3 separate regions of the Homo sapiens genome follow, and regions 2 and 3 are each linked to region 1. A link is an interaction called in ENCODE POLR2A ChIA-PET data of the cell type or tissue named here. Cell type or tissue: A673. All regions are shown on one strand. Each heading gives the region's core, and the rest is flanking DNA. Links, peaks and the distances in the headings are about the cores only.

Evidence for each region. ChIA-PET counts read pairs that join two places held together with the same protein. Peaks named below come from ENCODE experiments on the same cell type or tissue, not always from the same donor. Only the 100,000 strongest peaks of a DNase experiment are listed, where the experiment ranks them.
Region 2: POLR2A ChIA-PET joins it to region 1 with 8 read pairs; 1 of 35 experiments calls an interaction of 5 or more read pairs at or near these places.
Region 3: POLR2A ChIA-PET joins it to region 1 with 8 read pairs; 1 of 35 experiments calls an interaction of 5 or more read pairs at or near these places.

Annotation. Positions count from the first base shown.
Region 1 is chr12:17,367,663-17,375,152 of GRCh38, reverse strand. No RefSeq gene overlaps it. Among named protein-coding and RNA genes, the nearest start is that of LINC02378, 220 kb to the left of the region's middle. In A673, for the core only: no CTCF peak of the experiment used is centred there; DNase peaks (open chromatin) are centred at 2,452, 3,192, 3,492 and 4,332; H3K4me3 peaks cover 275 bases; H3K27ac peaks cover 4,650 bases.
Region 2 is chr12:16,951,398-16,958,887 of GRCh38, reverse strand. The region is part of intron 2 of LOC105369677 (a long non-coding RNA gene); the gene reads left to right. Among named protein-coding and RNA genes, the nearest start is that of LMO3, 350 kb to the right of the region's middle. In A673, for the core only: no CTCF peak of the experiment used is centred there; a DNase peak (open chromatin) is centred at 3,367.
Region 3 is chr12:16,109,305-16,116,794 of GRCh38, reverse strand. All of the region lies in intron 1 of LOC101928362 (a long non-coding RNA gene), which reads right to left. Among named protein-coding and RNA genes, the nearest start is that of SLC15A5, 160 kb to the left of the region's middle. In A673, for the core only: no CTCF peak of the experiment used is centred there; DNase peaks (open chromatin) are centred at 3,424, 3,994 and 4,394; H3K4me3 peaks cover 1,072 bases; H3K27ac peaks cover 3,032 bases.

The sequences.
Region 1 (7,490 bases), core at 912-5,911:
ACTTTCATTTCAGATGTTTTCTAGGGAGACTTAGCACACCATAAGTTAGTGCAAGATCTTTGAGGGTCATGGACTTTCTAGAATATTCAAGGTAGAGGTCTCCAGCTGTCATTTCACAGAGGACACTGCTGATGCTCTTGTTTTCCAATTTCTGTGAACATTTAAGAGGTTGATTCTGCTTCTTTAGTGTCAAGCTTGGGTGGGAGGCTTTCACTGAGGCTGGACATTATGAATGAATGTACAGCTTCCATAAGAGCAACATGCACACATTCCCAACAGAGTGCAAGAAAAAGTAAGTCATGGAGTGTGACACTCAAGAAACCATCAGCCATAGTCCCTTCCCTCTAGTTCAAGATTATCTTCCATATACTCACCCAATATCACCTAAGACTAAACAGGAAAATAATCTTTTACATGAAACATGGGACCTTGAGAAGTTAACCCAGCAGATACAAATTATGCTTTCCTCTCTTTCCTTAGTAGGGAAGATGTGTGCAAATAAAATTCAATGCCAACATTAAAGAAACTAGGTTTTGTTTTGTTTTTGCTTTTAAGGTTCTATGTTCCCATGGCAGTTACAGGCTGGCTGGCTATATATTAAAATGATTAAAATTATTTCTTACAAAATTATTTTTTCTTAATAATAGAGAAGTGGGCCAGGCGCGGTGGCTCACGCCTGTAATCCCAGCACTTCGGGAGGCTGAGGCGGGCAGATCACGAGGTCAGGAGATGGAGACCATCCTGGCTAACATGGTGAAAGCCCGTCTCCACTAAAAAATACAAAAAATTAGCCAGGCATTGTGGCCGGCGCCTGTAGTCCCAGCTACTCGGGAGGCTGAGGCAGGAGAATGGCGTGAACCCGGGCGCTGGAGGTTGCAGTGAGCACAGATCGCGTGCCACTCCAGCCTGGGTGACAGAGTGAGACTCCGTCTCAGAAAAATAAATAAGTAAATAAATTAATTAATTAATTAATTAATAAAAGACAAGTGATAGCATGTGTTCTTATTAATGTCAATGATAGTAAAACAAATAGTATTCAAACCTGCTTGAGAGTATACACAAATATTAAATAAAAACTGGAGGTCTAGTGTAAAAACAAATTTTATACCTAATATATTCAAGGTAGATATGCCATGATTATTTTACTTTTTAATTCATCCATCTATTTTCTAGTTTCTTACAATAGTAGCTCTTTGTGAAAACTAATCAACCTTTAGAAATGGATTCAATCATTTGGTAAAATACCGTGAAACAACAATAGCTACTTGTCACTAGAAAGTATAATGTATGGCAAAATTAACATTAAATTGTACATTACATGATGGAAATCAACATAGGGTGGGTCCAACATATAAAAATTTTTCTGTTAATAAATTGCTTATATTTCTTATATATGTATATATATGTATATATATACGGATAAATATGTGTACATATATAAATATATCATAGGTGCCAATAGAATAGTATACTGAGGTTCCAGGATATTTAAAAAAATAAAGATAAGATTAATACTTGTTTAAAATAAATCTAATATGAGATCTTAAATGCCAAGTACAACTAAAAATATATTATTTTATCTCCTAACAATGCTAAATAAACTCAGTACAATCATGACAGTGGTATTTTTTTAAATTAAGATAAAAAATTAAAAATCATGGACACTGAATAATAGATCTGTTATCATTTATGACTTTTAAAATTAATTTAAAAATCTGAAAGAAAATAAGTTTGAAAGATTTGTAAATTCTTAGAAAAAAATTACAGGATAGCAGATTAGAAGATTTCGGGAACCGTACTATATTCTACCTATTGTGAATTTAGAATTAACCTTGTTAAAATATTATTTATAGATAATATATAATGACTTGTTTTAAAAAAAGTAATTGTTTGCTTCTAAAGGTCTATGCTCCCTTGCGAGTTACTGGCTGGCTAGCTGTGGATTAAAATGATCAAGTAGTCTACTGGGACAAGAAGAAGGCCTTGGGCAACCACTCACCTTACGATGTAAAACCTGCTCTTACAAAATTAAACACAGAATGAGTTGCATTGAACTCTGCTCACTTTTGCTTTGTTTCTTTTATCTTATCTATTTGAAACTCAAGGAGCAATACTGTATTGAAGCATTAAGGTTGATTTTATTTGTGATTTGAAGAATATCCATATTACAGATTATTAAATTATGGCAATCTAACCTTGAAAGCACCTCTATCCGCTGTAAGAGCAACACTTCATCACCTGTTTTGATTCATTAATGTATCATTTAACTTGGTATGACACATGTTCAGCAGTTATAATTACATTATGGTCTTCCTATTACATCAGCTCTGCTCCAAGTTTCTGTCACCACTAGTCCAATTTTCAACATAGAGCAATCCACTGCTCTCTTTCCTTATTAGTGTCATCTTTAATGTAGCAGAGAGGCTGAACCATTACTTGGCACTGAGAGTTTAACAGCAATTAACCCCTGCTCTATCCCCAGGGAGAAGTACATCAGCAACTTGCCAAAACACTGTAAACAAGCTGGCCAAGATCAATGTGCAACCACGCTGGCTGCAGAGCACCTATTGTATTAATTTAGGACTGATATATGGGGATAAAAGGAGGAAATGGTTTGCATGAAATTAACCTGAGTCACTCCTCTACCCAAAATTGGAAATATTTCTTCCCAGAGATAGATATAGAATTAAAAAAAAATAAGTAAAAGAAAACCATGCTTGTAGTTAGCAAATACTGAATATTTATTCAGCTTTATTGCCGTAAGAAAATAATTATTGAATTGATTATTTCACCAGATATTTTTTAAAGGTGGAAAATAAAATGCATAAACAATGTATTCACGGAATGTAAAGGTCAACTTCAGTTAGCAAATAACAAAACAAACTCAATGTTGAGATATATCTTAGTTGTTCTAATTTGCAATTGACTAGCAATGGGAGCCACACATGGTCATCTATAAATTTCAGCGTTAGAAAATTCTCAGCAAGATGCAGTCAGTAGTTCTGAGAGTTGATGCTGCAAACTTTAAAAGCATGCAGAGACAGTACTGAGAGCAGAATGTGTGCTCTGATACTTTCCAGACACATTCTGTCTTAATTTGTAACTGCAGAAAGCCTCAGTACAAAGCTGGATACTTTGATACAGCCCACCCTACGCAAAGTGGAAGAAGCATAATGTAGAGAGGATGAGCAGCTGCTATAGATATAAGGAATATAAAACTATTTGAGGATCAAATCTGGACCTAGGCCAAAGATTTAGCTTGCTACCTCATTTGAGATGAGAAAGAGAGAGAGAGGAAAGAAAGAGGGAGGGAGGGAGGGAGGGAGGAAGGAAGGAAGGAAGGAAGGAAGGAAGGAAGGAAGGAAGGAAGGAAGGAAGGAAGGATGTTATACTCTAATATGCCCAATTATGTTCTTGAGCTGTTTCCTGAGTCTCATTCATTTGCTTAGACTATGTATTTTAATGTTACTACCGCAAGATTGGCACCACACACCACCAGTTTCAATATAATAACAACTGTGCTTCATGCTGAGTGATAGCATGAACTTTACTTTGGAGTAAAACAATACGCTCTTGCAGATATAAAATTTCCTTTGTATGCAAGTGCTTATTTATGAGTTTTTCTGCATTGCTCGCATCTCCTTTTTTCTTTGCAGTCTTTTGTGTAATTATCTTATTGCTGTTCTTTGTTTACTTAAATAGTATCATGCTTCTGTAGATCTTGATTCAAGAAATATCTGAGAAACAGGCAAAAGTATAGATTATTTAATTTGGGGTTATGTTTTAGTATTAATTTTATAAATTAAAATTCAAATTTCCTTCAGAACACGTACCTAACAGAGAAGATGACTGGTGAAAGTTCACAGTGTGTAAATGACTGGATTTCTATTGCCAGACAATGTGTATGATTTTATTCTAAATCAGTGTACAATCAAACATAAAGAAAAATGAAGGAAATCTCCTTTTTAAACTGATTAAATAATTGCTCAGATGCATGCTAGTTTTTTAACTTTCATTCAGTTCTATCTTATCTTATTCAATTTCTCAGCTACTTTTGGTACAAATGACTACTCCTTCATTGAAATGTTTTACACTTGATCTCCTACATATCACACTTCTAGATTACCTTCCATGTTTTTGGCTTATCCTTTTAGCCTTGTTTGCTGGATTTTTCTAATTTTTCCTCCTCTTTATATTTGAGTGTCCCCAAGGCTCAGTCCTGGAGCTCTTTCCACAGTTTCTGCCAGTGATTTTACCTAGTCATAGCCTCCTAAATGTCACAAACAAGACTGATAACTCATACACTTATTTCTGTGGTTCCCACTCCTCCCTTGAGATCCACATTTGCATATCCAACCTCCTTGTCTGCTTTATCAGGGGATGGATGTATAATATGCACCTCAAACTTAACAAAGCCCAAGCAGAATTTGCATATCCCATAGAAACCAAAAAACTTAGACATCATTTTATTTTATTTTCTTATCCTTAGTTATCACCAAAAATATACTAACAATTCCTATCAGTTATAGTCAAAACAAACCCTAACTCTAACTACTTCTCATTATCTTTACTATGCATACCCTTTTTCAATCCCCATCATTTCTTTTCTGGGATATAGAAATATTAACTGTTCCTCCTGTTTCCATTCTCATCCTCTAAGCTGTTTTCACATAGCAATCAAGATAAATAAAATAACATCACCCTCTTTCATAAAACTCTTCAATGGTTTCCTATTACCTTTAAAACAAAACTAAAATTATTTTTAAAATTATGAGGTCCTACATAACGTGTGTGAACATTTCTTCAACCTTTTTTTTGTAAATTATATCTTTCTAAACAGAACCCACTTCAACTACTAGTATTCTTTGTTTTGCTCACCTATCTTTAATCACAGTCATCTATATGTTATAAATATCTTCCTGGCTCTTTGGCCTGCTATAAGAAAATATCGTGGGCTCGGTAGCTTTTAAACAATAGGAACTTACTTATCACAGTTCTAGAAAGTGGGAAATCCAAGTTCAAGCAGATTCAGTGTCTGGGGAGGGTCATTTTGTAGTTCATAGATGGGACCTTCTAGCTGTGTGCTCACATGGTAAAAGAAGCTAGGCAGCTCTCTGGGGCTACTTTTATAAGGCTCTAATCCCATTCATAAGGGCAGAGTCTCCATGATCTAATCATATCTCCAAGGCCCCACCTGCTAATATTATCATTTTTGTGATTAGATCTCAACATACGAATATTAAAGGAACCCAAGCATTCAGACTATAATAACTATACTATTTCCTTTCACCTGTGGGATTCATATTTTCTTTTCTTCTCATTTCTTTTTTCTTTCTACTTGGAATAATCTTGTCCAAGCAAGATTTTTTCATGTCTCATTCTTTCTATGATTCACTCCTGTTTCTCAAATAGGCCTGCAGCAATGTCACATATACACAAAGGCTCTTGCTGACTATTCTTCTCTAATCTCTCTCTCTACCTCCCAAAACATGTATATAGATATAGATACTCATATTTAGATAATAGATATTAATCCTCCTGTCAACAGTATGAAAACTCTAGGAACCAATACACTCTAGAATCTATAACACCACACACTCCCTTTATCTATTTATATATGTTATAAATTCACACAATATCTGAAATTAAATGAGTTATTTGCTTGTTTGTCTGTATATCCCTTTGGGTTTTGTATTGTTCACCACTGATGCCTAAGATAACACCCAGAAAATAACTAATATTCAATAAATATTTTTAAATAGTTGATTAAATTAATTTTGGGAAAAGTAAGGGAGATAATTCCTGCCACAGAGACAGATCTACATTGCTTCTAACTTGGAGAGAACATAAATGGCCTTGTAACTAAAATAGATACAGAAGTCTCCTAGCACTGAAGAAGAATGTTTTATCAAACTAGAATGATTATATTCTGTTTGAAAGTGTGATTTGAAAGTTGTTGAACACTTTTGAATAAAACAGCTATGTGATATAGAAGAAATTAAATGAAAGAAGCATATTTAGAGAGCTATGTAAGCTTATAAATTTTAAAAGATAAGTTTCTATGATTGACTCTATCTTAAATTCTTGTATCACCTCATAGCTTTTTAAACTATAATTTGTAAATACACGTAAGAATCAAAAGTTAATATATGTTATTAATGCCTATTTTTGAGGTGATTATCACTTGAGGAATGATCTACTGCCAAGTTGGATTATGAATACAAAACAATATCATTATCCCCATTTCTCAAAATGTAACATAATGTGTTTAAGATAGAACAATGGCCTTTAAGCAAACTTGATATTCTCAGTTGATCTCAACTTATCAGCTGAAGATATTGCAACACTAAACTGTACCTTCCTTATATAACCACTTTTAACTTGTACAGATTCCCTGAGATTGTCTTATACTCTAAGTCAATTCAGATCCTCTTGCCCCCTCAACCCCCCACACTATCCCCTTTCTTCCCATCAGTAGATAAAAGACCTAATGAGTCATTTAACTTATATTCTAAGTATGGTTTGGAACCCGTAAGAGGCCTTACGATAGGAAAAGAGTAACCAAGGTCAGGTTTTGCAACTACTGGTAGGCTGAGAATGATACACAGTTGTAACTCTGCAAACTGCTTTTCACTCTGCCCCTTTCAGACAAAATTCAACAAAATTTTATTGAACAATTACTATACACCAGGTACTGTTCTCAAATTTAAGGGATAAGAGAGTGCCAGAACCAAAACTCTTAACCTCTTAAAATCTCATACTTAAGTGGGAGGAAATCGGGAATTAAAAAATAAGTACATAAAATATATAGTGCATCCCATAGGGACAAATGTTATGGAGAAAAGCAAAGCAGGGTAGAAATATAGGAAATTTTGGGTGGAAATAATAATTTTAAATGTTTTAGTCAGTGAAAACTATATTAGGAAGGGACATTTGAATAAAGACTTGAATTATTCAGATAATAAGTTTCAGAAGCTCAGGTGAGCTCGATAGACCTAAACTACCAGTTGTTGGAGCAGCTGATTAAAACAACAATCAAAACACAAAACAAAACAAGACAAAAAGAATCAAACCTTTAATCATTCATTGCAAAGTATAAGCCAGAGGCTAAAACTGGAGGAGGCGCTAATTTTCCCCATTCCATTTCACCCCATGGAATGGCACACAGGTACACGGTAGAGCATATTAGCACACACGTGGTAGTCCTCTCACTGTTGAAAGAGTGCACCAGGCCTCCCAAGGGCTCCTGCAGTCTTATGGGTTTAGGAGCTAGGATGAATGGGTGAGGCTTGGAGTGGAAAAGTACTGAGTACAGAGTCAGAGTTGGAAAAAATGTCTTTAAAGTTCACCCACTGCACCCAACAAGGAGTTCTCAGCAGAGGCACTTGGAGAAGACCTCAGCCGAAGACCCAAGGAAAAAAAAAAAAGGCTTAGAAATGAAGGTGCCTGGGCTAGGAAAGTAATAAGAGTATGCTGGTCAGAGGGGCCTG
Region 2 (7,490 bases), core at 1,088-6,087, 420 kb after region 1:
CCTACATCAGTATTTAGCTGATTTTTGTGTTCGTTCCTAAAAGCATTCTATGAAACTCATTGATAAAATATTTTTGAACTTTTCATGGCTCTATCAAGGTATCATGGGTTACATGGAGCTTTGGAGATCAATTCAAGAACAGAGTTCGTGAATCTGTCCCTGCTACCAAAGCAAAAGACCCTATTTACTCTGTTATATTAAATAAATGAGCACTTTATACAAACATCTGATGCTTAAATTAGCTTTAGAGCCTACCACAGTGAAAGCTGAGTAGAGTTATACTGACATTTTTGAAATAAGTAAATAAGACCTTGAACCTGATCAAGGGAATTTGATTTTCTTTTAAGTTTCTCTTATGTAATGATTACAGATACTAGAAATCTGTAAACATGTTCGCTCTCCACTTAGAAGAAATTGTACTATATATGCTTGTAATTTCAAAAAAAAAAAACCCTTTGCATAAACGTTTGTGAGATGTGTCTGCTTATTTTTAGAATATATGGAAACTCTCAGAATAATTATTGTTACATAGAAAATGATGAATAATTGATGTCCATGTTAATATATAGTATTATTACTATGTGACAAATATTATTTGTAGAAAGGGGAATATAGCTTGTTTAAACTTACAGAGAAAATGATCAGTGCAATCTACTGGCCCAAAATATTTAACACATTTCACCAAAGGGTGACCGTTTTGCTGTTCTACCTGAAGGAGTAGACAGTTGTCAATAAAGTTTTTGATCGCCATCAACATGACATCTACTCAATAGTCTGAAAGTTAAGCCTATAATGGTATTTTAACAATCTCAATTTCTCATGCTAATAATAAAAATATTACCCCTATAATATTTGTATTATATTTATCATTGCTATTTTCTATATTCTATTTTAAAAAAAAACTTTACCCGTCTATGAAGTGGTTCATACTTGTCCTAGTCACATATTTAATTTAGTAACCAATATTATGAAAATGTTGTCTTTGTCTGCTTGTGCTGCTATAATAAAATATTAATACCATAGACTGGGTATTAATAACTGGGTAAATTACTGACATGTATTTCTCACAGTTCCAGAGGCTGGGAGGTCCAAGATCAAGTTGCTAGAAAAACTTAGGTTCTAATGAAGGCCCTTCTGACTTGCCAGCCATCTTCTTACTGTGTACTCAGGGGCATGGCCTTTCCTTGGTGCATGTAGATAGAAAGAGAGAGATCTCAGATTTCTTCTTCTTTTGATAAGGGCGTTAATCTAATCATAAGGACTTCACTCTCATAATCTAATCTAATCCTATTTATCTCCCGAAGACCTCACTTCCAAATCACACTGGGTATGAGGACTTCAACTACAAAATTTGGGGGAATACAAACATCCAGTCCATAGTAGGTATTCAGAAATTAGCAGACTTCAATAATGAAAAAAGATAATGTTGAAAAAAGGAAACAAGGAAGGAAGGGAGGGCAGGCAGGCAAGAGGAAGGAAAGGGGAAGAAAAATGGAAAGAGAAAAAAGGAGGGAGATATGAGAGAAGGAGAGAAGTGGGGAAAGATAAAAGCAGATAAATAAAGAAAAAGGAGGCTGGGCATGGTGGCTTATGTATGTAATCCCAGCACTTTAGGAAGCCGAGGCAGGCAGATCACGAGGTCAGGAGTTCGAGACCAGCCTGGTCAACGTAGTGAAGCCTCATCTCTTCAAAAAATACAAAAATTAGCTGGGCCTGGTGGCACGTGCCTATAGTCCCAACTACTCAGACGGCTGAGGCAGGAGAGCTTGAACCCCGGAGATGGAGGTTGCAGTGAACCGAGATTGTGCCACTGCACTCCAGCCTTGGCAACAGAGCTAGACTCTGTCTCAAAAAAAAAAAAAAAAAGAAAAAAAGAAACAGGAAGAATGAAGGAAAGAAAGAAATGAAGGAAGTGAAAAAGGAAGGAAGGAAAGGGTGGGCTGCTCAACTACATATTGTACTAGGGGAGTAAAGGTACAAAGCCCTTCATAATTATGATGATTTTAAAAGTGTCATTTTTTTATAACTAAAGAATGTCTCATAGTATAATTTCCTATATATAAAATAGTGGTTTAAAAAAGTCTTGCATGAAATAACATTGTGTTTTATTTCTATTTGTTATCTTATTATTGGAATTACTTCTGACTATGGTTCTCTATCCCTACTTTTGGTAAGCATGACACTGGTTTGAAATTGAGCCATCATATCCTAGGGTTGCTACCTGCCTACCTGCAAGCAGTGTCTCTTTTCCTGTTTGTTGAAAATGCTAATCACAAAATGGCTAGCAAACCACTAAATTAATGTAAGCTTGTAAATGCAATTTACGTTAATGGACATCATACAGTTTAAAAGCAAAGATTCAAGGTTTTCAGACAAATCTCATTCTTGAGCACAAGCTATTACTTTTCAGAAAAAACATTTGTGATATAATTCAGCAAAATGCAATAAATGCATTTGGGTTTTGGAATAAATAAGTTTTTTTTTTTTTACATTGTACTCTAACCAGAAGATTATTTTTTCTCATCTGAGTCTGCAGAAATCTATAGTATCCTTCTCCATCTACCTCTTCCCTTTTCCACCATGTGGGAGAGTGTTTGTACTTAAAAGAAACATATCGTAAAGAACATATTTCATTTTCAGTTCCTGCTTGCTTGGATTTGTGCATTAGTGTTTAGGAATTTAGGTAAACATGAGAACAAGAGAAAAGTATATGCTAACAACGCAGTGAGGTAGAGGTAGAAAGTCTAGTGGTAAAGTGATGAAAACTATAATCAGAAAAGCGAAGAACTAGTTAAATTAGCCTTACCTTTGGTGATTCCAGAAAATGGGGACTGCAGAAACATGAACTATGTTTAGTAATATGAAAATGAGATAACAAAAGAAAGATGATATCTGGGCTTAGATCAGGATGAATTCAGGAACTCTATCATAGTTATTCCTAATTAAAGAGGGCCTATAGATTTTATTCCATATGATGCAACTATTTGTCCTTAAAGTACATATTTTTAAACTTGGTATCATTTATTTCAGAATATGGGCTTCATTTTTTTTTAAATTTTCTTAACTCTCATTTACTACTGAACTCACTCTGATTATGACATTTTCTTCTCTACTTTTTTCTTGTATATATCAGCACTTCCTCACTAAAACTATGCTCAAAATGGCCCAAAACAATACACTGTTACTAAATCCGATAAGTAATTTTAAGTCCATATTTTATTTGGAGTCCTGCATCATTTAGGTTCTGTCTGCTTTCTCAGGGACCAGTCTCCTGTGGTTTTCCTACTCTCTGGTGCTCCTTTTCAGTCTCTTTTGTAATTTATTTTATCCTTAGCTAGTCACTTAATGTTGGAATTACTCAACACTTCTTCATATGACTCACCCTCCCTAGACAGTCTTATTCACCCTGTAGTTTTCAGTCACTATCTTTATAGATCAACTCTGAAACATACATAGCTCCTCAATGATTAACAGCCTCCAACAAAGTGGTACATTTGTTACAATTCATGAACCTACAATGACATATCATCATCCAGAGTCCAGAGTTTACAACAGGGCTCGCTCTTGATATTGTACATTTTATAGGTTTGTGCAAACGTGTAATGACATATATTCACCACGATAGCATCATACAGAGTAGTTCCACTGCCGTAAAATTTCTCTGTGCTCAACCTATCCATCCTTCCCATACTTCCCACTAACACTTGGCACTCACTGATCTTTTTACTGTCTCCATAGATTTGCTTTTCCCAAGTTGCCATATAGTTGGAATCATGTAGTGTGTAGCCTTTACCGTTTGCCCTCTTTAAATTAGTAATATGCATTTATGTTTCCTTTATGTGTTTTCCTGCCTTGATAGATCATTTCTTTATAGCACTGAATAACATGCCGTTGTCTGCATGTACCACAGTTTATTTATGCATTCTCTTACTGAAGAACATCTAGGTTGCTTTTATGTTTTGGCAATTATAAATAACACTATAAACATTGTGTGCAGGTTTTTGTGTGGGCATAAGTTTTCAACTTTTGGAGGTAAATACCAAGGAGCACCATTGCTGGATGTTACGGTAAAAGTACATTTACTTTTGTAAGAAACTGCCAAACTGTCCTGTTGGACATAAAATTGGTTGTACCATTTTGTTTTTCTATAAGTAGTGAATCAAAGTACCTGTTTCTGCACATCCTCACTAGCATTTGGTGTTGTAAGTGTTCTGATTTGGGCCATTCTAATAAGTATATGGTAGTATCTTGTTTTTGTTTTCATTTGCATTTTCCTGATGACATATGATCTGGAGTATCTTTTCATATGCCTATTTGCCATCTTTACATCTTCTTTGGTGAGGTATCTTTTAAGGTGTTTGGCCTACATTTTAATCGAGTTCTTTTCTTACTGTTGAGTTTTAAGAATGTTTTCTATATTTCGAATACTAGTCCTTAATCAGATAGGTCTTTTGTAAATATTTTCTGTCAGAGTGTGTCTTGTCTTTATTATCTTGGCAGTGTCTTTCACAGAGTAGAAAATTTTAATTTTAATAAAGTCCAACTTCTCATTTTTTGGGATCATGGATTAATGCAAGGATGTCCAATCTTTTGGCTTCCCTGGGTCACATGGGAAGAAGAACTGTCCTGGGCCACACATAAAATACACTAACAATAGCTGACGACCAAAAAAAAAAAAAAAATCACACAAAAAAAATCAATGTTTTTAAAAAGTTTACGAATTTGTGCTGGGCTGCATTCAAAGCCCTCCTGGGCTGCCTGGGGCCCATGGGCCACAGGTTGGATAAGCTTATATTAATACCTTTGGTGTCACATCTAAAAAGTCACCACCAAACCCAAGACCATCCAGGTTTTTCTCTTATGTGATCTTCTGGGAGTTTTACAGGTTTATTTATTTACGTATTTAGGTCTGCAATACAATTTGAGTTAATTTTTGTGAAGGAGGTAAGGTCTGTGTTTATATTCATTTTCTTAATGTGGATGTCCAGTTGTTCCAGCACCATTTGTTGAAAAATCTGTCTTTTCTCCATTGTATTGCCTTTGCTTCTTTGTCAAAGGTCAGGTGATTATATTTATGTGGATCTATTTCTGGGCTCTGTATTTTGTTCCAATTATCTATTTTTCCATTCTTTTACTAACACCACACTACCTTGACTGCTATGACTTTACTGTAAATCTCGAAATCTGGTAGTGTCATTCCTCCAACTTTGTCCTAATTTTTCAATATCGTGTTCGCTATTCTGTATGTTTTGCTTCTCCATACAAACTTTAGAATCATTTTGTTGCTATTTACAAAATAACTTGCTGGTATTGTAGTTTTAATTTCAAATCCCTCTTGTTCATTTTTGGTATATCAAAAAGCAACTGGCTTTTGTATATTAACTTTGTATCCTGCAACCTTGCTATAATTACTCATTCAGATTTCCTCTTTTGAGATTCAGACTTACATATATAACTGCTTACTGAATGTTTTGAATGGTATTACACAAAGACTTCAAACTTAATCTAAGACATAATTATTATCTCACCCACATATTTTTGCCCAACACACCCTTTTTCCTATTTATTTCCTGATTCAGCAAGATAAATAACCACCCACTTATATAATCCATATAAAAAAAAACCTAAAAATCCTGTTTGCTCTCTGTAGCAGACATTGTCAGTGCTCTGCTGAGATCTTTAAATTAGGTTTCTGGCTTTGTTTCTTTGTGTCCCCTTCCAGGATCTTTGTACTTTTGTGTCCAATAGCCCACACCCCAATTTTTAAGAGAGCTGTCCTTGGACTACTAAAGCTGTTTTGCCTGAAATTTAGAGTTACCTGGGAATAATTCTGGGCCTATAGTCAATGCTTGGTTATACAGAAATATGATATTTTCACTAGATTTAGTTGACCTGTTATATGATTCCATAATACTTCAGATTTCTCTTTTGATAGTACTGTCACAAATATTTGTGCAATGGCTTTCTTTTTTCTTTTCTTTCCTTTTTTTTTTTTTTTTTTTTTGATGGAGTCTCACTCTGTTGCCCGTGCTGGAGTGCAGTGCCGCCATCTCAGCTCACTGCAACCTCCACCTCCCGGGTTCAACCGATTCCCCTGCCTCAGTCTTCCGAGTAGCTGGAATTATAGGTGCGCACCACCAGGTCCAGCTAATTTTTTGTATTTTAGTAGAGACGCGGCCATGTTGGTCAGGATGGTCTCAACCTCCTGACCTCGTGATCTGCCCGCTTTGGCCTCCCAAAGTGCTGGGATTACAGGCATGAGACACCGCGCCTGGCCGCAATGGCTTTCTTTTTCATTAGACTCTGAGTCTATGAGAGCAGGAGACACGTGTGTGTTTTCTTTTTCATCTTTGTGGTCTCAGCAAGTGACATAATATCTGACATATAATAGGTGCCTTATAAATATTTGTTCAATTAATAAGTTAAGAATTCCTTTAACTATCAACTATTGAAGGATTTTCTGAGAGATACCTAAATTGGACAGGTACAATTAGAATAAATAATTGTATTCCTTTGTTGTCAGGATCAGATAATTCTGTATAGGTGGGGGCATGTATGCACATGTACACAAATATCTACAGCCATCAGATATGCTGAGTTCTATTTTATATACGTATAAATGGAAGAGTTCTAGACAGATGGTTTATAAAATACCAAATGGCACTAAGTATTGTCTTGTGTAATTTTATAAAGAAAATCCTAAATTTGAAGCATTTAAAAGTATGATATTACATATGTCACTTCTTCCCATGTGTCTTACTTCCACAATCTTTCCCAACAAAAACAACAACAACTCAATTCAGATCACACTCATTTTTAATTTAGCAAACACACAAACTTCTACCTCTAACACACATTTCAAAAAGCATAATGTTAGGTTATAAAAGAAAACTATCATACATTAACTATACTAGATGTCTTTTAGAGTTTTATCATTGTGTTCATAAAAACCACAAAGAAGTAATACTGTTTCTACCATCTTTTTTTCTAAAAGATTTAACATCTTTAAAACTTTCCTGAAAATATATTCATTGTTTTTAGCATTGCTTCTTTGATTTCATACCAAACTTATGTTTATCACATGATTGCTCACCCAATTATACAACAAAATAAAAAGCATCATCAAATAGTTTAATAGGAATAGGAAAATGTAGTTTGGTTCATCAAATGATGCAGAAAATAATGTAACAACAAAAAAATCTGATTGCAAGTAAGATATTAGTTGTACTAGAATCTGTATCCCCACACTTGCTAAGAAAAGAAAATACTGGGCCTTGAGAATATAGATGATATATTATATATTGAGAATATAGATTACAATATAGACTAGAAGTGTGGGAACACAGTGAAATCATCAAGTTTTTTGAAAAAGTACAATGGAAACATAAAGTATTAATGGCAAAATGTTTAATGTGACATATTCTAGGTCATGTGAAGAGAAGACTATACCTTGTTCACATTGGTGGTTATGATATCATTTTGCGAAATTT
Region 3 (7,490 bases), core at 775-5,774, 1.3 Mb after region 1:
AGGAGTTCAAGACCAGCCTGGCCAACATGGCGAAATGCCATCTCTATTAAATATACAAAAATTAGCCAGGCATGGTGGCAGGTGCCTATAATCCCAGCTTCTCGGGAGACTGAGGCAGGAGAATCGCTTGAACACGGGAGGCAGAGGTTGCAGTGAGCTGAGATTGCACCACTGCACTCCAGCCTGGGCAACAGAGCAAGACTCCATCTCAAAGATAAATAAATAAACAAACTAACAAATAAATAAATAAAATAACTCGAAAGCCAACCTGAAGAAGCTCCCACTAGCCAAATGCAGGACAATTTAAGCTTCAGTGAAGATATCTAAGTGGATCGAATGGGGATTGAAATTTCATCTTTCAGAAGGGATCAACACGACTCTGAATCCAGCTGCCAATTTGTAGAAATACAGAGGACAAAGAAAAGTGTTAAAAGGAAAAACACAGGCTATAAGAAATTTTGCAGATCAAATCCCTCAGGTTCTTCAGTGAATATCCCTCAGGTTCTTCAATAAATAATTTGTGAGGAAAAGAAAGGGATAGAGGGAGGATCTGCAGATTTAAAAATATTTAGAAGTCCTAAAATTTGAAAAATAGGCAAGACAAAATTATAGTGGCTAGGGATACACAATTTTGATGAAACTATAAAGAACTGCCAAAAAATGCTTATTATAGAATTAGGATAGTGGTTACTTTGAAGTGAAAGAGAAGTGCTGAAACTGGAACGGGCTCCTTGGGTAGCCAGAAAAGTTCTATTTCTAAAGATGGGTAATTATTTCAACAAATGCCTCGCTCATTAATCTACACAGTTCCGTGTTATTTTTCTGTAACTATGTTTCATTTTACATAAATAGTAAACAAATACATGCTAAATAAATATTAGCTACACTTAAAATCAAACTGAAAATATTTTGTAATATTCTAACATAATAAGAAGTAGCTAAATGCTAGAAAACAGAGCTTCAAAATTAAGACATTCTAAGAAAATCTCTCTGATTCTCTGATTACCACTTTACATTTTTTGGAATACATGGGTGCCTAGCACTGAGCTTGAACCAAGGCCCAAACCCAGTTCTCCCTGGGATGTTTTAGCTTTTAGAAGAGCTCCCTCTTCTTTATTTAGAAATAATAAGTGACATAGAACATCGCTGGTCAGACTCCCCAGCACGCCAACTCTGGGACAGAGAGCTGCACGCATGAAGCTTATTGGGGAGTGCTCATGGGACCATCTGTGAGGAAGTGAAGGAAGACGGCTTACGCCAGTGAAAGAATGCAATTGCGATGCAGACAGACCTCAGACAGTCCCATGAAAGTCCTGGAGCTGGAATAAGTATTCAGAGTTGTCCCACCTTGAGGCAAGGAGCATGGGACTTTATTACACACAATTTGTTTGGGGCCCCAACAACCAGTCATAGATGAGGGCTGCTCTAGGGAAAGGAGTGTGAGCTACTTTGGGCCAAGTAGATCTCTTCCTTTGAGGGTAATTCCCAGACAGTCATTCAGGTCCATGCTGTCAACCACCTATTTCCCAGGTGTTTGGAATGAGTGCCTCCATCCTGAAGGAAGATCTAGACAGTGACCCACTACCAAGAGCAATTCAACCATTTTGCTTCTCTTCAGTCAATCTATGTGTCAAGCATACTTTGTCTCTAGAAGCTTGCATTTCACTTTGCTCTACCTTTTGAGCCTATGTTCTGAAGAAGAGTTTTGCTTCAAACTTTCAAAGAAATCTAGAAATTTGGCCTTTAAAATATTTTCTATGCATATCAAAATTCAATTTATGTGAAAAGCTGCAACACATTACTATTATCACAACATTGTTACTGATTCAATCAACACTTATTGAATGCAAAGCCTTAGGAACCCAGTGGTGAACAGAGTCCCCTTTTGACTAAAGTTTACTGTCTCCTGCTTATTCACTCCATGTTGTTCAATGCTGCATAATGATGACATTCTCATATGTTCTGAGTAATCCTTCATTCACTTCCATTCTGGGGATAAATGTTACAGATGATATTTATGCCATTCTTAAAAAATCAGTAACATTTCAAGATTTTTCTGTGACATTTCTTCTCTGTGCTAAATGGTTTCTTTAACTTGATATCTACTTGAGATTGCATCAGAAGAATGAGGCAGGGGCTTTAGATAGCAATTCAAGATGGACTTCCTGATGTCTTTGTAACAATCGGGTTTCATACTCTTGAGACAGTTGAAAAAAAAAATCATACTTCCTGTGTTTGCAATCATTCCACATCATTCACTTTTTTGCATAAATACATAGAACATGTGTTGGGATTTAATTCTCCAGGGGTGTTTTACATTTCTGCATGTTAAGACATAATGCTTGGACTGTGGAACATACTTCTCACTTTATAATGTTGATTATTATTGTTATTTTTATCATTCTTTAGCTTTTTTCTCATCATTGATTTACATGCTGGTGTCCTCCACACTATTAGGAACTGCTTCCGAGTAGGGGACCACATTTTATCCACCTTTTTGCCTCCAGGCATAGTGCAGTCCCTTGAACATGGAAGAGACTCAATAAGTGTGTTAAAATAAATTGAACTCGAGTACATCGAACTGTGCTGTGATTTACGCGTAATATTAAAACTTTGCCCTAGCAAATGTTAAAGCTGTTGTTTTGCATTTCTACAGAAGTTCAATAGAACTCTTGGAATTCAAAGTTCCAAATATAAATTTCACTGGCTTTAAATAATTGTTTAATAATAAAATCCAGTATTAAGTAAAATAAGATTTTCTTGTATAAATTGTTTCTACCTTTCGTAAAAGCAATCTGGCAATATTTATCAATTTTTTAATCTACTTGTATACAAGTTCATATGTAAGAACACATCCTAAATAAATAATCTTAAATATAAACAAATACGTAGCCAAAATGATGTTGAGTTTTTACTTTTATTTCTTTAATCCTTCCTGCAAACCTGGATAGTACAAGTTATCTTTACTCACTGCACTTCTGTAATTTAGGGAATATATTCTATATAGAAAAGGGGCTTCCAGTGTCCCTCAATTTTCCAAACTCAAAAAGAAACAAAACAAAACAAAATTTGAACCTTTAGCAAAAAGTTTGGCTACTTATTTAGGTTATTTATGGCTACTAATTGTTATCAGTACACAGAGATTTTAGGAATAGGTGTAGATTCTTGACAACTGTATAAATGAACACGTAAAGATGTAATTTTGACACGTGTTTTAACTTCACATCCTGATTTGGCCTTTGTGCCTGTTGGAAGACAACATTTGTTCTCTTTGATAAGCAGTAGAAATTTTATCAGATTTTGTAAAAATTAATGAAGTACAAGAAGTCAGAAACAAATGTTCTCTGATACCACTTTGCTAGAGCAAGATGACAGGAAAGCTGCAGGTTAAGGGCTCCCTAGGGAGTTTCTGAGCACTCATGAGGGAGAGTTGGAAGATCTGGAGACGGAGTGCACGAGCTGGGAATCCCCTCTTGGTGGACTATGGGTGTGCCCATAGTCCATAGGTAATTTCTTCTCTCTTCCAGCTGCCATCTAATTATAGAGTAGGGGATCCGCAAAGAGTCTCCTATGAGCTCTTGAAACAATTCTCCTTCCCCTGCTGGCCTATCTCGGTGAGTGCAAACAGGGCCGCCCCCAAACATCCTTGAACTTGAGGCAGGTTAAACTATGTAGCAGCTTCAGTTTCCCCCATCAGCACCACAAATACTTAACTCCAGGCCCAGTCTGTAGCAAAGACCATAGTTGCCACCTGTCTTAGTCTGTATTGCTATAAAGGAATACCCAAGGCTGGGTAATTTATAAAGAAAAGAGGTTTACTTGACTTACAATTCTGCAAGCTAAACCACAGCACCAGCATCTGCTTCTAATAAGGGCTTCAGGCTGTTTCCACTCATAGCAGAAGATAAAGGGGAGCCAGTGTGTGAGAGATCACATGACAAGAGAGGAAAGCAAGGGCAGGGGAGGTGCCAGATTCTTTTTAACAACCCACTGTCCCGGGAACAAACAGCAAGAGCTCACTTACTACCACGTGAACGGCACCAAGCCGTTCGTGAGGGATCCGCCTCCTGAGCCAAACACCTCCCACTAGACCCCATCTCCAACACTGGAGATCAAATTTCAACATGAGATTTGGAGGGGACAAATACTCAAACCATAAGCACTCCCTTCTTCACCCAGGACCTAGAGGCAAGGCCTGACCACTATGAAAGTAAGGATGGTATTAATGCATGGCTTTGAAGTCATTAGCTATATTCAGAATAAGAGGACTATGGAAGAAGACCATCCTTAGTCTCATTTAATAATAGTAAATTGATCCAAATTCAAAAATAGCTTCCTGTTGCAGAGAAGTAAAATTCTTGTAAAGGATTTATTTCAAAGCAGTGCTAATTAATCCCTGGAGCTAGACAAGGGTGTCGTTTCACGCTGTTCCTGAGAAAAAGCCTCTCTCAGGGCACCAGCATTTCCCTCCCAGCCTCTCAGGCTCCAGGGGGCCGGCACAGCTGCACTCTGGCCACCACCCCTGGGCAGAACCTGCAGAAGCTTCCTTTCTGTTCCTCTCAAGTAGCTTAGCAGACACTCCCAAAATGGATAAAAATGTAAGCAGACACAGGATAGGATGTAGGGAGAAGAGCTCAGGAATTCCAGAACTTTACGAAACTGAAAAATTGTATGGGCTCTGAATAAAGTGCATATATATATATACACACACATATATATACATAAAGTACATACATATATATATATATATATATATATATATATATATATATGCGCATAACTTCAATTCTCCTTTCTCTTTATCTCATGGGATGAGGGGAAGAGGTTCCATAGTTACCAAAGGAACAAAATTTCAGAATCATAGCCTTGGGGCAAGTGTCCAAATTTCCCTGGTGTTTCACAATATTGAAGTAGAGAGGCCACTTGTAGCTGTAGAGGTATTAAACTGGGCCAGCCACAGTAGCTCACGCCTGTAATCCCAGCACTGTCTCTGATTTGACCAGGAATTTGAGACCAGCCTAGGCAACATACTGAGACCTCGTCTTTATATTTTTTTAAAAAAATTAATCAATGTATTAGTCCGTTTACACACTGCTGATAAAGACATACCTGAGACGGGGAAGAAAAAGAGGTTTAATTGGACTTACAGTTCCACATGGCTGGGAGGTCTCAGAATCATGGCGGGAGGCAAAAGCAACTTCTTATATGGCAGTGTCAAGAGAAAAATGGGGAAGAAACAAAAGTGGAAACCCCTGATAAACTCATCAGATCTCGTGAGACTTATTCACTATCACGAGAATAGCATGAGAAAGACAGGCGAGAGAATTGCCTCCCCTTGGGTCCCTCCTACAACACGTGGAAATTCTGGGAGATACAATTCAAGTTGAGATTTGTATGGGGACACAGCCAAACCATATCAATCAACAAATAATTTTTTTAAATAAAAGATAAAGAAATATTAAACTGCACTTTGGCCAAGTCCTCTTTAGGGGAGGAGAAAGACGAATCCATCAGCATCACTATTTGGGAAAAAAGAGAATATGATGGAGCCTTAGGAAGACAAAACATCAATTTATGCAACCATTATCATTTACAAATTAGGAAAAGAGGAAGTAGCCATGGAGTGATATTTTGAAAGCTGAATAAATGCCAAGATGAGGAAGAGCATTTGGGAACAGAGAATTGCATGAGGGAAAGAGGAGCAGGGCAAGTGAGCCAGCAGAGTTCGGGAAAGCTGTAGCATGGATATCAATTAATGAAGATAGCTGAGAATACGTCTGGAGAGACAAGCAGGGGTCATACCAAAGTCTCAACTTGATGTCTTGGGCAGTGGGGACTCAGGCCATCAACTCAACTGTGTTCTGAGATGTAACTAGTAGTTACAGGACACTAAAGGTAGAGAAACATAATGTACTGCAGTCAAGCTAAAGACAGCCATATCCCTGGAAGGGAGGATGTGGAAACCCACCTCTTCACTGCCCTAGGCCAAGCCTTGTGCCTAGAGGCTCCAGTCCCACTGCTGACATTTATTCACTGTGTGAGCAAGTTAGCTAATCTCTCTGGAATTCCTTTTTTAATTCCTTTATGGTGGTGGATATTTATACCTGTTTTGCAGGGTTGCTGTAACAATTAAGTGAGTTAATAATATAGGTAAAATCGTATATAATATAATATAATATAATATAATATAATATAATATAATATCTGGCATGTAAATACTCAGTGAATGCGATTTTATTTTATCTTCTCCTTTATTCCTTATTTTTATGTGACCATAACCCTACTGTAATGAATTTCTATCCCTTTCACCTGTTCAAGTCTAACTTGATTTGTTTATTCGCTTATTCATTAGTCTATTCATTCAGTGATGGTTATTAAGTGCTTGTCATGTACCAGGAAATACGGTAGGGGTTGAAGATGAATATGGCAGTGCCTACTCTATTGGAAAAGGGAAATAAATAACTACACAAAGGCAATGTAAAAACTATATGAAATCTCTCTTCACCGCTCCAGTTGTAAGTGATCAATCATCTGTCTGATTTTTTATGCCACTTTCATCACTTATGGCAAAATTACCTTGAAATGTAGTTAACTTTTCAAGTGACTGTGACTCTTTTCCCCAACCAGATGTAAGTTCCGTAAGGAAGGGCACTATAGCTCATCATTGGTGTAATTTCCTCGGTGCCCTGATCATGAGAATTCCATAAATACATGTTAGCGATTGTGATAAGATGAAGAGGCAGGACCTTATTCACTCACACAGTTATGCAGACGAATTCCTCTCATTAACATGCTAACATTTTGCTCCCCATTTTGTGACTTACCGTGGTATCAATGTCAAAGAAAACAAGGCAAGCATTATAAGTTAACGTCCATAAGACTAATGTGTCCTTGTCCATTCTCTGCAAATAATCATATTCCTAAACTTCAACACTTCTAAGGTCTTCATTCTCATCCCTACCCCACTTATAGTCTGTGGATGGGTGACCTAGCTTTTTCTTTCACATAAAAAGTAAAATGTACTGAATGAACATTCCTCAGATTTTTCGTCTCCTGTCCCTCACCTACACACCCATTTATATCCCCATCTACATTTCTTCTTCCCCATCCTGTCTTCATTCTTGCTTAGCATTAGGCACATCAACTCTCCTCTGAATTTGATTTTTTCTCAAATTCAGATGAAACTTAATTCTTCACTTACTTTTCCCTGTTGCAAGCCCAATATATTTTTTAAGCCTTTATCTGATGGCTACTTCCTTGGAGCAAATAAGCATGTTCAAGTGTCTCCAATTAATTAAAAAGTAAGAAAGACGATGGAGGAGGGGAAGGAAGATGAAGATAAAAACCATTCTTTGACTGATTCCCCTCCACTACCTTATCTCTTCTCTCTATTCATAGCCAACCTTAGTTTGGGTGTAGGTGCATTTTTAATGACTTTCCTCAAATTACAAAATGACTACAGTCCCAATCAGAAGTCTTAGAAAACATAT